2 separate regions of the Homo sapiens genome follow, and region 1 is linked to region 2. A link is a loop called in an ENCODE intact Hi-C map of the cell type or tissue named here. Cell type or tissue: A673. All regions are shown on one strand.

Region 1 (5,000 bases), 420 kb before region 2:
TATTATTATTGTTTGGGAAGCAATGGAAAACGGCTTTCCATTTTGCTATTTGTATTTAGATGATGGGAAAGGAATAATTTGAACAATGATTCCCATCTGGAACTTTATTCAAATGGCCTGCACCAGTCATATGGAGATGACACTTTGGCACATACGCGAAGTACCAAAGGGTACACTGTGTTTAAAATTTGGAGAAAATTCTCCATATAAATAAATTCACTATGAATCACAACAAATTGCCTACCCACTGCTTCTGAAACATCTTTAGCCGGAAAAACACCAGCACATTTTAAGAATACAGAAATGCTCCCAATGAGGCAGAACTGCATTTCATTTTTGGACTTAGAAAGTAAGAATGAAAATCATGGGCATCCATATCAAGAAAGAACAGTGCCTTTTAAATAAGATTTCATGCTCTAGGACACTAACAAATCAAAAAAATAAACAGATAAAACAGCAAATTCCTCAGGAATTTGGTGTGTTTTAAAAGAACATTTACAAAAAGGGAAAGAAAAAAAGACAGAGTCACTTCATATTTTTTTCAGATATTTTCTAGCCCTACAAAGCCCTGCCTTTTCCCACACGGAAAGACAGCCAGTGGCTGCGTGGCCACGGGTAATTTGGATTTAATTGTGTTTGCTTAAGCCATACATTCCACTCCCAAACCATAAAAACGAATCCTAGAAATCACAATAATTTGAAAACTCTGGAGTCTGTGTCCTGTTTGCTTTTTCAAAAGAAGATTCTCAGGAAAGCTTTATTGCAACCTGTATGTTTACCTTTGGGATCTTCCTAAAACACAGTACCTCCTTTAGAAGGATGCATGGAAGATCAAAAGACGCAACTGCAGTGCCTCCAAGTAGCACTGTCAGCCCATTGCTAGAGGAGGATCTCAGAGAAAGAGGGCTGGGTTTCCAGGGCCTTTACTCTCATATGTAGCCATTTACTTCTTTGACAAATATTTACTGAGTGCCTACTATGTGCTGAGGAGAAAAGGCATCCTGGCGAGAGCACAGGCTTAGAATCTGATAGGCCTGGGCTCAATGATTGGCTTTGCAGTTTTCTAAATGGGCAGCCTTGGGCAGATTAGTTAACCCCTGTATGCCAGGCACATAGTGGAAAGTCAGTGGAGATTTGTCAAGGAAATAAATAAATAAGTTTTTGTTTCTTCATCTATAAAATGTGGCTATCAGAGCCTGCTTTGTGGGGTTATTGAAGATGTGATGAGAAAATGGATAGATCGTGCTTTATTGCTGTTGCTGTTTTTCCATTAGTATACAGTGGTCCCCGATCTTTGGTACTGTGGAGAAGGCAGACAAGCAAATCAACAATTATTCTGCAATGTGGCTGAAAAATAAACTAAACTAGGGGTGGGAAAGCACAGTGGTGAGACTCAGAAAAGGCTTCCCAGGGAAATGATTCTCGAGCTAAGGTTTATCAGGTAGGTAAAACCCAGCCAGGCAAAAGAAGGGAGGAATGGCATTCCAAGCAAACGGATTGGAACCCAGTGGGCAAAGAGGCAGGAGGGAGGTCTGTGTCCTGACAGGTGGCTTGATGTGGCTCAACTCCCAGGCACACGGGGGCAGATAATAGGCTAAAGAGATAGGCTTTATTCAGTCATTTTTCTGGGTCTCAACCTTACATTCTTAATCCAAACCAAACACCAGTGATGGAGGCACGGGTAAGAAAGAAACTTGGTCAGGCACAGTGGCTTACACCTGGAATCCCAGCACTTTGGGAGGCCAAGGCAGGTAGATCACTGGAGATTAGGAGTTCGAGACCAGCCTGGCCAACACGGTGAAACCCCATCTCTACTAAAAAAAAAAAAAAAAAACAAAAATTAGCTGGGCGTGGTGGCACATGCCTGTAATCCCAGCTACTAGGGAGGCTGAGGCAGGAGCATTGCTTGAACCCGGCAGGTGGAGGTTGCAGTTAGCCGAGATTGAGCCACTGGACTCTAGCCTGGGCAACAGAGCAAGACTTTAACTAGAAAAAAAAAAAAAGAAAGAAGAAAGAAGAAAAGAAAGAAAGAAAGAAAGAAAGAAAGAAAGAAAGAAAGAAAGAAAGAAAGAAAGAAAGAAAGAGAAAGAAAGAAAGGAAGGAAGGAAGGAAGGAAGGAAGGAAGGAAGGAAGGAAGGAAGGAAAAGAAAAGAAAGAAAGAAAAGAAAGAAAGAGGGAAGGAGGAAGGGAGGGAGGGAAGGAAGGAAGGAAGGAAGACTTGCAAGCAGGAAAGCGTCTATTGCCACCATGGCTGTAGGGCAGTGGGGTGGTTCCAGGATTCAGCCTTCACAGAAGCCACCAGAAAATCTACAGGAGTCAGCAGGAAACCTGTTATTTTCCTGAAGCACCCAACTCTAAATGACACTTGAAATCTTAGAGTTTTAATATCTTTATCCTAGTATTTTTAGTCCTGAATTCCTGAACTTAATTGCTAATCCCATCTACAGTCACGCATTGCTTAATGATGGGGATATATTTGGAGATATGTGTCCTTAGGTGATTTCGTTGTTGTGACCATCACAGAGTGCATTACACAACCTAGATGGTAGGGCCTCCTACACACCGAGGCTATGTGGTATGGCCTAGTGCTCCTAGACTACAGACCTGTACAGCATGGTCCTGTACTGAATACCGTAGGCAACTGTAACACAGCAGTATTTGTGTATAAGATATCTAAACACAGAAAAGATAGAGTAAAAATACTGTATTATAATCTTATGGGCCCACCATCATCTATGTGGTCCTGTGGTTTAATAAAACATCGTAATATGGCGTGTAACTGTAGATTTACATTTTCAGCTTTTCATCTATGAGCATTTTATCTTAATATTTTACCTCCTCTATGCTTATGCTTTTAAACTTTTATCTTATTAACTTCAAGCCTCTTATCTTTTATTTTAAATATCATTCATTTTATCACATGTACCTTATCTTACAAACATTTTAAATTTTATTTTCAACTAATACTTTGTTTTTCTTACATTTTTTTTCTGGCAGTGTTTTAATTTTATTCACCTTGTAACTTTCTAGCTTCTTTTTCTTTTAAAAGAATTTCTTCTTTCTTTTCTCTTTCATTTTCCTTTTCCTCCTCCTCCTTTTCTTTGCCTTCCTTTTCTTCTATTTGACCATATTTGGGTTTGTTTTTTTAGTGTCCAGAGAAGACAAAAGCTGATAGAGAAGGGAACATGGTGAGAAGCTACCCCACAGACAGAGGCAGCTGGATCAATGTCCTTCTTCCCCTTGGGTAACTCTGTGGACCCTCCTGCCCCAATTGTCCTTGCAGCTTCCCCTAAAATGCAGCCTGAACACCCTCCCTCTGCCTGCTATCCCGCCCAGCTCCACCAATGATTTACCCAGCCCTTTAAAGAATGGATTGAGAAAGAGAGAGAGAGAGAGGAAACTTACCTGCAGAGAATAACATGTTAACCCCTTCCCTGGCTGCAGTTCTGTGACATAGTACACAAAAGATATTGCAATTGTTTTTCTTTCTGACATCATATCTACCAGGCCTTACAGGAATTTTTTGCATGTTTAGAATCCATGTGTGTGTGTGTGTGTGTGTGTGTGTGCATGTGTGTGTTATCAGAGACTGTTGTGCCCCTACTAGGAGGTTTTAAACATTGTCAGAACCTATACGTGTTCTCCCAGAACATCAGATATCAAAGAGCAAGGGGGGCCCGTGCATTTCGAAGATACGTGCCCAGGTCTCCCCTAGTAGTTCTCAGGGAGAGAAGTAGGTAAGGCTGAGCTTCTCCACTTTTTTATTGTCTTCCAGAAAAGAACAGAATGTTATTCTGAGGAGAATGGAATTTCTGAAGATCATTTAATCATCTCTCAGGGTCTAGGCTGCTTTGTACACATAAGAGTAATTTAGGGAACTGTTAATAATGCAGATTTCACCTACTCAACATCAGCCTTGGCAAAGAACTTATGGCTAAGTCCCCAAAAGCAATTGTAAGAAAAACAAAAAAACAACAGTGGGACCTAATTATACTAAAGGGCTCTGCACAACAAAAGAAAATAGCAACAAAGTAAACAGACAACCTGCACAATGAGAGAAAATATTTGCAGACTATGCATCCAATAAAGGACTACTATCCAGAATGTGTAAGGAACTTCAATCAGCAAGCAAAAAACAAATGACCTCATTAAAAGACAGGCAAGGCTGGGAGCGGTAGCTCACACCTGTAATCCCAACATTTTGGGAGGCCAAGGTGGGCAGATCACTTGAGGTCAGGAGTTCGAGACCAGCCTGGTCAACATCCAGTGAAACTCCATCTCTACTAAAAATACAAAAAGTAGCCAGGCATGGTTGTGCACACCTGTAATCCCAGCTACATGGGAGGCGGAGCAATAGAATCGCTTGAACCTGGGAGGCAGAGGTTGCAGTTAGCTGAGATCACACCTCTGCACTCCAGCCTGAGCTACAGAGCAAGACTCCGTCTCAGAAAAAAAAAAAAAAAAAAAAAAAAAAGATGGGCAAAGGACATGAACAGCTGCTTCTCAAAAGAAGATATACAAGTGGCCAAGAAACATATTTTTAAAAATGCTCATTGTCACTAGTCATAACAGAAATGCAAATCAAAACCACAATGAGATTCTATCTCACCCCAGTCAGCATGGCTATTATTAAAAAGTCAAAAAATAGCAGAGGCTGGGGAGGTTGCAAAGAAAAGGGAACACTTAAACACTGCTGGTGGGAATGTAAGTTAGGCCAGCTACTGTGGAAGGTAGTTTGTAGTTTTCTCAAAGAGCTTAAAACAGAACTACCATTTGACCCATCAATCCCATTACTGGGTATAAACCCAAAAGAAAATAAACTTTTCTACCAAAAGGACACACACACTCATATGTTCATCACAGCACTATTCACAATAGTGAAGTCATGGAATCCATCTAGGTGCCCATCAAAGATGGATTAGATAAAGGAAATATAGTACATATACACCATGGAATACTACACAACCATAAACAAGAATGAAATCAGGTCCTTTGCAGCA
Region 2 (5,000 bases):
TCTAAATTTTAATGCTCTTCTCAAGGCCTAAAACCACCACCCAAAGAAGTACTTCTTCCTTTCTTAGCATGTAAAGAAAAAAACTAGATAGTGCTGTCCATGAAACATTAACAACAAAAGCACTTTCTTAAATAAAATACGTTTTCAGAAGCCATAACATACAAAGTAGACATAAAGACCTTGTGTGCTAAAGAGCAATACTGTTTTTACAAATATGATTTTAATTAAGCCTAGAGGAGAAAATTAACAAATACACAAAATAATATCTATCTACAAGATAATATGAATTTCATAATGAATACTAAAATAATAAAAAGCTGCAAATGAGATACCTTGTGATTTGTTAACATCTTTGATGATTTTCTGAAGTTCTTTCATTTCTACATCAAGTTCATCATAGTTTAGTTCTCGAGATTGAACGTTTGGAGCTTGGAACAGAGAAGGATCTGTCCCCAGGTATGAACACTGCAAGTGACCATCATCACTCAGAGTGACTATCACTCCCTTTAAATCACTACAATAAGGAAGAGAAAATGAGACATAATTTTAAATTTCAGTAGAGTTAGTCTTGACCAACTACATTTTTACTCAATTCAGCATCAACACACCATTAAGAAAATAACTATATATCTATTTCTAAAGTTTTACTTCAAAGACTCAATTCAAATGTTTCAAACACGATTTGTATTTACAGAAGTATTCCCAATGTTAAGGTCCACTAAGGCCGGGAAAAAAGCTTAATTATTATAATAGCTACCACTTTTGGGGACCTAACTACAAAGCAAATCCTGCTCTAAGAGCATTTTAAGTACTGTTTTTAATCCTCCTTCCAGCTACTACTTGGCATTTCCGTAATAAGCATGTGAACAACACTTTGGAGGTACAATGGACCAAGAGATGGAGCGGGGCTGCTGGCTGGCTGAAGACCAGGAAGGAGGCACAGGAGTGAAGACAGGACAACCCAGGGGACAGAAAACCAACGAAGTTGATGTGGGAAGCCATCGGAGGTCTTGCGAAAAAAAAAGTGCCCCCGGTCTTTCCTCATCCTTTTCCCTCTCTACCCTTAGGATTCATGTTTGCCCTCTTTCCCAGGTCCTCCCATCACAGCTTCCTTCACACGCTCTCCTATTCAAGTGGCCCTCTGGTTTGTTCTCTCTTTCTCTTCACTTTTAGCTAGAAGCAGCCAATTGTCCCATTTACTAGCTCTTTCTCTATCACTCTTCTCATCCTCATTATCTTTTTTATTCCCCATTCTTTCACTCTTCCTTCTCTCTTAGGCTCCCTGAGGTCTGTTTTACTCTAGAAACTAGCCATAATATATAAATTAAGGATAATTTTAGCACACAATTTTTTTAAAGTTGTTTTTGTGAACATGTCATAAAAAGTAGCTGAGATGAATACTGTATTTGCTTCCTCCCTAAGTTTGCCATAAAAACAAAAAAATTCAACATCGTGATAAGCCATTTTGAGTTGATACATAATGGATTTGTTTGACTCACTTTTGTTTGTTAGGTTTTCTACAGAAACTTTTGATTTTTTTTTAAAGTATTTTCTACTTGGTTCTAAAGGTTAGATATTAATCAAAAATAATAAATTGGGCACAGTAGCACAAGCCTGTACTCCCAGCTACTTGAAGAGGCAAAGAATCACTTAAGCCCAGGAGTTTGAATCCAGCTTGGGCAACATAGCAAGACCTTGTCTCTAAAAGTAAACAAAAATAGAAAAATTGTGAGAGAAAAGAAGATGTTTAAATGTTGCTATTCATCTGAAGAAGAGAAAAGGACATAAAGTATATAACAGATAAGGCATGTAAGAGTCTAGGATTATTTAGAATGAACAAAAATGTTTAAAACTCCCCAACAGTGGATCATGGCAGGTAGTCATTTCATTAATCTAAAAGCTCAACTGGGTTGGGAGTAGATACTACCATTGCTCAGTTCTGCCCATAAGATGGTCACCAGCATCCACTTCACCACCTGCCTTAAACACAACATTCCAATACACATCATCTCCAGGACTCAGGCATAGTCAGTGACATGCAACCCTGTCATATTACTTGAGAGGAATAAAAAATAGATTGTTGTCACTGGTTCAACAGCTAAAGAACTAGACTAGGACGCAGGAGACTTGAGTCTGGCTCTGATGCTGCTCCTGTAGAGCTCAGTCAACTTGGGAAAGCTTTCCTAAATATTCTTTATATGTAAAATGAGAAGGTAAGACTAGATAATCCTCAAAAACTTTAAGTTTTATCAATTGCTTCTGCCATCTACCCCTCAGAAAACAAATAGTCCAAAAATGGAATGATCTTCTTAAAGTATGAAAAGCAACCCCAGAGTACCTTTGGGTTTGAACCTTTCTTTGCAGGTAACTGAAGCCATCTAGTGGCCATGGAAATCCCAACTTTCAGCTCTGACAAGCCCATTTCAAGAGAGCAAATCTTCCCTTCCCTCTGAGTTGTGACTGTAGTCTGTTCCGCATTCTAGCTAGCCCCACTAAGCCCTACGAACCCAATGAGTCCTCAGGCAACTCTAGGGTGCTAAAGCGCAGACCTCTGGGGGGGGCTTCTCAGAGAATGTGAGATTCATCAGTTCTTTGAATTCAAACAGGCATTTCCATTTCATCTTCATCCTTTGAACAGTCCATCATACAGAAAAGCTAGCATTACCCAATACAAGTATTCCTCCTTATCTAAATTGAGTTGGTCTTTGAGTTGAAAGGTTTATTACTAAATCAGTTTTATTCCATCAATTTAGATAGCAAATGGCAACAATTTAGATACAAGCCATTTATCTAAAAAATTATCTGAACCTATTAAGTTTCTGAGTTCAAATAGGAAGAGTTTGGATAATAGAGAATACATATATTTCTTCAGACTCTCTAAAAACACTTTTTACTGGTATTTCACGTGTTCAAGTGGTAAAGAGAGTAGCCAGGGTCTTCCCTCACCAAAAGAACAAATTTCACCAGAATGTCTTGACAGCTAAGGTAATTATAGAACTTAAGCAATTTACTTTTTAAAAAATCAATTGCAAAAGACATTATAGGCTGGGGATGGTGGCTCACGCCTGTAATCTCAGCATTTTGGAAAGCCGAGGCAGGTGGATCGCTTGAGGTCAGAAGTTCAAAACCAGCCTGGCCAATGTGGTGAAATCCCATCTCCACTAAAAATACAAAAATTAGCCAGGTGTGGGTGGCAGGCACCTACAATCCCAGCTACTCAGGAGACTGAGGCAGGAGAATAACTTAAACCCAGGAGACAGAGGTTGCAGTGAGCCGAGACCACTGCACTCCAGCCTGGGCAACACAGCAAGACTCGGTCTCAAAAAAAAAAAGACATTATAGCTTAGTTTGTTTATTTTTATGGCTGAGTAGCATTCCCTGATGATTAGTGATGTCGAGCACTTTTTTATATGTTTGTTGGCTGAAGAAAAAAAAATCTTCTTTTGAGAATTGTCTATTCATGTCATTTGCAAAGATATGAAACCAACCTAAGTGCCCATCAACCAATGAGTGGATAAAGAAAATGTGTATACACACCATGGAACACAACTCAGCCATAAAAAGGAATGAAACAATGTATTTTGCAGCAACTTGGATAGAGCAGGAGGCCATTATTCTAAGTGAAGTAACTTAGACAACCAAATATGGTATGTTCTCACTTATAAGTGAGAGCTAAGCTATGAAGATGCAAAAGCATAAGAATGATGACATGGACTTTGGGGACTGGCAGGAGGGGATGGTTGGGAGAGGGGTGAGGGACAAAAGGCTATATATTGGGTACAGTATATACTTCTCGATGACAGGTGCACCAAAATCACAGAAATCACCACTAAAGAACTTATCCATGTAAGCAAAAACCACGTGTACTCTAAAAACTATTCTTTTTAGATGAGATTCCTAGAGTAGTCAGATTTGTAGAGACCCAAAGTTGAATGGTGGTTTCCAGGGGCTGGGGGAGGGGGTTGAGAGATACAGTCTTGTAAAGATGAAAAAGTTCTGGAGATGGATAGTGGTGATGATTGCACAGCAGTATGAATGTACCTAATGCCACAGAACTGTACATTTTAAAATGCTTAAAATGGTAAATTTTATGTTATGTGTATTTTACCACAATTTAAAAAAACACATAGCACCAAAACAAGGGTGAATGAATAAATTTCAAAAAGCTGTATCAAGAATGATAATATAGTATGTAATTTGTTTAGGGACATTAAAGCCTTCAATCTTGTTTTTCTTTTTTGTTTTTGTTGTTGTTGTTGTTGTTGTTGTTGTTGTTTTGACATGGAGCCTTGCTCTGTTGCCCAGGCTGGAATGCAGTGGCGTGATCTCAGCTCACTGCAACCTCTGCCTCCCGGGTTCAAGCGATTCTCCTGCCTCAGCCTCCTGAGTAGCTGGGATTACAGGCGCCTGCCACCACACCCAGCTAATTTTTATATTTTTAGTACAGACGGGGTTTTGCCATTTTGGCCAGGCTGGTCTCGAACTCCTGACCTCGTGATCCACCTGCCTCAGCCTCCCAAAGTGCTGGGATTACAGGCGTGAGCCCCACACCTGGCCTCTTGTTTTTAATTGTTTTTAATTCAATAGTTTTTGGGGTACAGGTGGCTTTTGGTTATGACTTCAGGTTTTAGATTTAAGTCTTTGATTCATCTTGAGTTGATTTTTGTATAAGGTGGGAGATAAGAATCTAGTTTTATTCTTCTACATGTGGCTTGCCAGTTTTCCCAGCTCCATTTATTGAATAGGGTGTCTTTTACTGAATTTATGTTTTTGTATGCTTTGTCAAAGATCAGTTCGCTCGAAGTCTGGCTTTATTTCTGGGTTCTCTATCCTGTTCCATTGGTCTATGTGCCCGTTTTTATACCACTACCATGCTGTTTGGGTAACTACAGCCTTGTAGTATAATTTGAAGTTGGGTAATGTGATGCCTCTAGATTTGTTCTTTTTGCTTAGTATTGCTTTGGCTATGCGAGCTCTTTTTTGGTTCCATAAGAATTTCA

Evidence for each region. Hi-C counts contacts between places; a loop is a spot of excess contacts. Peaks named below come from ENCODE experiments on the same cell type or tissue, not always from the same donor. Only the 100,000 strongest peaks of a DNase experiment are listed, where the experiment ranks them.
Region 1: it touches region 2 in a loop (5-fold over the local background); 6 of 110 quality-filtered maps call a loop at or near these places.

The regions. Positions count from the first base shown.
Region 1 is chr7:33,749,965-33,754,964 of GRCh38, reverse strand. No RefSeq gene overlaps it. Among named protein-coding and RNA genes, the nearest start is that of FLJ20712, 26 kb to the right of the region's middle. RefSeq lists an enhancer at 2,806-4,005. In A673, no CTCF peak of the experiment used is centred here; a DNase peak (open chromatin) is centred at 2,314; H3K27ac peaks cover 343 bases.
Region 2 is chr7:33,331,955-33,336,954 of GRCh38, reverse strand. It overlaps BBS9 (Bardet-Biedl syndrome 9), which reads right to left. Exons shown (of 23, transcript NM_198428.3): 10 at 333-514. Among named protein-coding and RNA genes, the nearest start is that of BBS9, 200 kb to the right of the region's middle. In A673, a CTCF peak has its summit at 2,377 (motif pointing left); no DNase peak of the experiment used is centred here.